Regions from separate parts of the Homo sapiens genome. Here region 1 is linked to region 2. The links are chromatin loops, found by intact Hi-C in ENCODE. Cell type or tissue: K562. All regions are shown on one strand. Each heading gives the region's core, and the rest is flanking DNA. Links, peaks and the distances in the headings are about the cores only.

Region 1 (2,904 bases), core at 167-2,666, 270 kb after region 2:
AGCCCCAGTCTAGGGATGCCACTTGGGGTCTTGGACAGCCTCAGAGCTGACCCCTCACCTGGAGTTTTGTCACCATGTCCTCAAACAGCTTCTGGGCCTCAGGGCTGCTGGGCTCTTTGAAATAATCCGCAATCCCAATCTGGACCACAATGGACTTGAGGTTCCGGCAGATGCCTGAGAAAAGGTGAGCAAAGTAGGGGCGTGTTTGGCCTGGGCTGTGGAGCTGCCTCCTCTCCTCTCACTAATTAATGAAATCAGACAATCAGGTGCCAGCTACCGGGAACACGACAGAGGAGAGCAGACTCATGCCACCTGGGGGCTGGCGACCGGATGCGGGGAGAGGTAGATGGGGCTGAGGCACAGGAGAGGCTGCATTGGCCTCTGGGAGGGTGAGTGGGCAGCCACCAGCTGTCCAAAGCCTCTAGGAACTTCCCTGACACAGGGGGCAGCTATACCATGGTCTGGGCATTTGGGGATGAATGGCAAGGAACAGAGTGGCTGAGGTGGGGCTCGTGGATCCAGGCTGAAGCACAAAGGAGGGGGAGGTGGGGCAAATACTTGGGGACAGAGGGCTTCAGGGACTGGATATGTCGTGAAGTCGGGGGAGGTAGAGGAAGATCAGGCGACTGAGAAGGGCCTGGAGGTCATGATTCTGGAGGCTGAGCAGTTAGTTCTGGTGGTAAAGTCCAGGGTATCCCATGTGGCTGAAGGGGGAGGAAGGTCTTGGAAAGAGGGTCAAGGCACCTTGGCGCAGTTGGCATGGGGTCCTCTCAGGAGCCAAAGGGTCCTGGCTGGTGGTCTCCTTGGGCAGGAGCAGCCCACACTGGGTGCCAGGTCCTCAGTGCAGGTGGAGTAGTGACTGAGAGTGGAGTGGGTGGTTTGAGAAAGGTGTGGAAGCCAAGGAGGTATGATCTGGAGTCCAGGGAGAGAGGAGTCTTCACCCTGAGAACTGTCCTTGGGGGGGCTTCCATATATCATCTCATTTAATCCTCTCACCCATCCTAGAAAGTCAGCTTAGAAGATGGGAATACAGGACTCAGAGAGGTATAGTAACTTGCCCAACATCACTCAGCTAATAAGTAGCAGAGCCAGACCTGGGACCTAGGTCAGTCAGGCTCTAGAACCAGTGCTCTTAACCTGTCCCCCTGCCTCTGCCCTTGGCTGGAGACTCTGATCCATCTGCCCCAGTGATAGTTAGGATACCTGCTGACAGGGCCCCGTGGCAGGTGATAGTCGTACCCTGCCCCTCATTCCCCCAGTGCTCACTGTTGAAGTGCAGTAGGGCCTTAGGGGTGACGGGAGTCGCCGTGAGCACCAGCATCTCCAGTCCCTTCAGGCCTTCCCGGCAGACCTCTGCTGCCACCTCCTGGGTGATCTCTGACACGTGGTCAAGCTCCAGGACCTGCAGCCGCATGCAGTTTCTCGCTAGGAAGAGGAAGAAGGGGGATCCTGCTGACACACTCCCCAGGTCACCCCTGCAGCCAGCACCCTGGCTACCACCCTGCCACCTGCCACCACCCAGGCTGCAGCCCCAAGCCCCTGTGGGATTTCACAAGGCAGCACTGCACCCATGCCTGCTTCCCACTACCCACCACCCCAGTCCAAGGAAAGACTCACCGAGTGATGCCAGGCCCTGCACCCCACAGCCGGCACCCCCGACCCCCAGGGCCCGCAGGTGGGGCCAACAGCGACCAATCATCTGCAGGCAGCGGTTACTGAAGCGTGTGGGCTGCTGGCTGGAGAATGGGAAGGGGGAGCCGTCAGGGAAGTCTCTGGATGCTTGATAACCCAGCATGCTCCTCCTGTGGGACCCCTCCCTGACTCAGGCAAGCATTCCTCCAACAACCCAGCAGGTCAAGTCAGAGAACCAGGATCATCCCTGACTCCTCTGCCCTCATCTCATCCACCAAGTCCTGCAGATTCTGATTCCCAAGCACTCTTTTTTTTTTTTTGAGACAGGGTCTCAATCTGTCACCCAGGCTGGAGTGCAGTGGTGCAATTTCGGCTCACTGCAACCTCTGCCTCCTGGGTTCAAGCAATTCTCCTGCCTCAGCCTCCCGAGTAGACAGGACTACAGGCATGCACTACCATGCCCGGCTCATTTTTTTGTACTTTTAGTAGAGACAGGATTTTACCATGTTGGCCAGGCTGGTCTCAAACTCCTGGCCTCAAGTGATCTGCTGCCTCGGCTTCCCAAAGTGCTGGGATTACAGGTGTGAGCCACTGCGCCCGGCCTTAAGTACTCTTGAACCCACAGTTCAGACCACCATTGGCATTCTCTGGGTTAGCACTAGTCTCCCTGCATCTCATCCTCCACACTGCAGATAGGGAGCCCCTCATTCCTACATCCACTCACTCTGCCATTCAGCAAGTGGTTATCAAGTCAACAACAACTGAGCTAGGCCCTGGGGGTACAGCGGTGACAACATAGACATGGTCTCTACCCTCAAAGAGTGGACAGTCTCTTTGGTGGCAGAAGTTGTGGGGGGCATAGAACATTAACAGTCTGATCTTAATCCCTTTCTTAAAATCTAAAATCCCGCCAAATAGCTTCCAATACTTTCTAGATAAAATGCAAAAAAACCTAAATTCCTTAGCAAGGCCCTTCCTGATTGCCCCAACTTTCCTTTCCATTCACACCAAATGCCATTTCCCTAAACATTTCAACCCTCAACATTTGCCCAGGCAACAAACATCTCTCTGGCATCTATTATGCATTTGGTACTAGGGATACAGAAATGGACATTCCTAGATTCTGCCTTGAGAACAACCCATCTGGTGGAGGAGATAGAAATATAAAGAAATTATTGCAAAGTAGGGCTGGGCGCGGTGGCTTATGCCTGTAATCCCAGCACTTTGGGAGGCCGAGGCGGGCAGATCACCTGAGGTCAGGAGTTTGAGATC
Region 2 (2,904 bases), core at 257-2,756:
ACAGGGCACAAGCCTCTTCAGGACCCCCATCACCCTGAAGACCCCCTTCCACTCCACTCACATCCCAACAACAGAGCTTAAATATGATCACTGCCACTTTCCCCAACCTCCTTCCCATGTGCAGTCACTGCTCAGTGAGTCCTGTCTCTGCAAGCAGCCTAAAGGGACAGGGGACCCTCCACAAGGTCAAGCACAGCCTGAGCCAGCTTCTTGGTCACCTTTAACAGTGGCCCAGCCAGGTCTGGCCTAGCCTACCTCGGAGACCTGCAGTGAACCCCGGGCAGGACCTAGGCCCTGCCAGCACCTGGTGCAGCTTAGGGATACTCTGGCCAGGGGTACCTGGGGATAAGGTGAAGAGAGGCCAAGTACAGGGACTGGACGGTGGCCTGAGAGGACCAGGGGGCTTTTGAGTCCCTGGTGGGAAAGGGCCACACCTAATCATCTCAAAACTGTGTCAGCATGGACTAGGGCAGTCCGCAAGTGTCCACTTGCAGATGAGAGCGATGGACATAGGGACTAGAGAGATGGAAGCCTGTGGGGGGGTGGGAGGGGAGACTGGGGCTGGGGCAGAAGGCAGGCAGGTACCCAGCCAGGACTCAGCAGCCAGGCCAGAGGAAGAAGCCACAAAGGGCCTGCCTCTCCCTGGATCCCGCAAGCAAGGACTGTCAGGGCTTAAACCACATTATGCAACCCGTGAGGGATGTTCAGGATCTCAAGACAACAGTGGCTGCACCTGTGTGAGCGGCTGAAGCCTCATTCCCAAAAAGAAGAGGGGAGGGGAATTACACTGGAGTCTGAAGAGGGGCAGGTCAGAAAGTCTCAGACCCAAAGCAGGGACTCTCCTCCTGAAAGAGTCCCAGAGAGGTTAAGACCACCTCAAGGTGACACAGCAAGATGGCCAGTAGGGCTGGAATGGGCCCCCGGCAAAGTTCTTATCTAAAGCTTGGCTAGGGACAGATTACATCTTGGCCGAATCCCAGATCCAGCCCAGTGCAGCAGAGCGCTGCCCCTTCTCAGGCTGCATCTGACCCTGCAGCTGAATGGCCGGGAACACCAGTTGGGCAGCCGTGTTTGCTTTATTAGGCCCCTTAACGAAGTCAGATCTAAAGGGTTATTCCATTAATGGCCCACGACAGAAATAGCTGAAAGTTCATTAAAAGTGTGGAGTTGCTATAGCAATTATCTGGGCTGGCTGAGGCTGAGCCAGGTGGCTGGTTCTCGGAATTCATTAGTCTCTGGGTCATCCAGAGGTGGGGCTGCCCAGCAATGACCTCTCACCCTCTCACAGGGCTTTGCAGGTGCTTCAAAGCACCCTCCTCTCAGTGGAAACTGGTTTGTGGCCTCACTTGCTCCTCCCAGAGCTCTGGGCTGTAGGAAGGTGGGTACTGGTACCCGCCTTTTACAGATGGAGAAGCAGGGCCCTGTAGATGACGATCAGGGTCAGGACCATGAGCCTGGGTCTGACTCCAGCTCTTCAGATGGTGCCTTGGTACCACAGAGGTCACGAGTCCTCATGCCCTGTGCTGGCCTGTCCCCATCGTTGTCCTTTGGCACAGATGGGGAGCTCTGCTGTTATGGTTCAAGGACTGGTTTATCCTTCTCTTTTGACAGCTATGCACTGCCTTACACTGCTCTCAATACTGTTTATTTCTTTTTAGTTTTAAAAACTCCTTCCACTATTTTGCCCTTCTCCCCAAACAAGGTGTAGGCTTCTTAAGGGCCAAGCAGAGTTTTGTGGCATCTCCAGGGCCCCAGCCTGGGGCATCTATGGTGAGCTCATAGACTCCAAGTTCAGCAAAGACGCAGCTGAAATCCCCTCCACATATACCTGTGCGCCCACAATCACCTGCGTAGAGCCAAGGCCTCTGAAACCTAGAGGCTCACAATACCCAAAGGCTTGAAACCTAGACTAGCAGAAGCTTGCAGGCTTCTTTTGTACCACGAACCACTCTGGTAGTCTAGTGAGGCCTATGGACCCCTCTCAGAATAATGTTTCTAAATGCATAAAACAAAACACATAGGATCACAAAGGGATCATCCTGAAATTACCAAAATATTGTGATATAGTAATAGATGTTTTTTGGGGTTTTTTTTGTTTTGTTTTGTTTTTGAGACGGAGTCTCACTCTGTCACCAGGCTGGAGTGCGTGATCTTGGCTCACTGCAACCTCCAACTCCCTGGTTCAAGCCATTCTCCTGCCTCGGCCTGAGTAGCTGGGATTACAGGCATGCACCACCACACCCAGCTAATTTTTCTATGTTTAGTAGAGATGGGGTTTCACCATGTTGGCAAGGATGGTCTTGATCTCCTGACCTCATGATCCGCCTACCTCGGCCTCCCAAAGTGCTGGGATTACAGGCATGAGCTACCACACCCAGCCTAGATGTGCTTTTTAACTAATGAATTAAAAACAAGATCTATCAGTTGATGTATTAAATATGAATTAGTGACCGGGCATGGTGGCTCACGTCTGTAATCCCAGCACTTTGGGAGGGTGAGGCAGGTGGATCATGAGGTTAGGAGTTCGAGACCAGCCTGGCCAACATGGTGAAACCCCATCTCTACTAAAAATGCAAAATTAGATGGGCATGGTGGCGCATGCCTGTAATCCCAGCTACTTGGGAGCCTGAGGCAGGAGAATTGCTTGAAGCTGGGAGGTGGAGGTTGCAGTGAGCCGAGATTGCACCACCATACTCCAGCCTGAGTGACAAGAGTGAAACTCTGACTCAAAGAAAAACAAAGAAAAAGAAAAAAGAAAGAAAATATGAATTAGTGTTGAGCATAAATAATATTTTAAGACCTCTGTAACAACTGTAATGTGCCATGAAAACATCTGTGATTTCTACTGGTGACAAAGTCACAGGTCCTGCTTCTGACTGTGGTTTGCTGCCTGCATTCGTAACG

Evidence for each region. Hi-C counts contacts between places; a loop is a spot of excess contacts. Peaks named below come from ENCODE experiments on the same cell type or tissue, not always from the same donor. Only the 100,000 strongest peaks of a DNase experiment are listed, where the experiment ranks them.
Region 1: it touches region 2 in a loop (2.9-fold over the local background); 2 of 110 quality-filtered maps call a loop at or near these places.

What each region holds. Positions count from the first base shown.
Region 1 is chr2:73,259,123-73,262,026 of GRCh38, forward strand. FBXO41 (F-box protein 41) reads right to left here. Exons shown (of 13, transcript NM_001371389.2): 10 at 1,618-1,736; 11 at 1,267-1,425; 12 at 59-174. Among named protein-coding and RNA genes, the nearest start is that of FBXO41, 24 kb to the right of the region's middle. In K562, for the core only: a CTCF peak has its summit at 1,363 (motif pointing left); a DNase peak (open chromatin) is centred at 1,359.
Region 2 is chr2:72,985,028-72,987,931 of GRCh38, forward strand. The region is part of intron 10 of SFXN5 (sideroflexin 5); the gene reads right to left. Among named protein-coding and RNA genes, the nearest start is that of EMX1, 69 kb to the left of the region's middle. In K562, for the core only: no CTCF peak of the experiment used is centred there; a DNase peak (open chromatin) is centred at 1,234.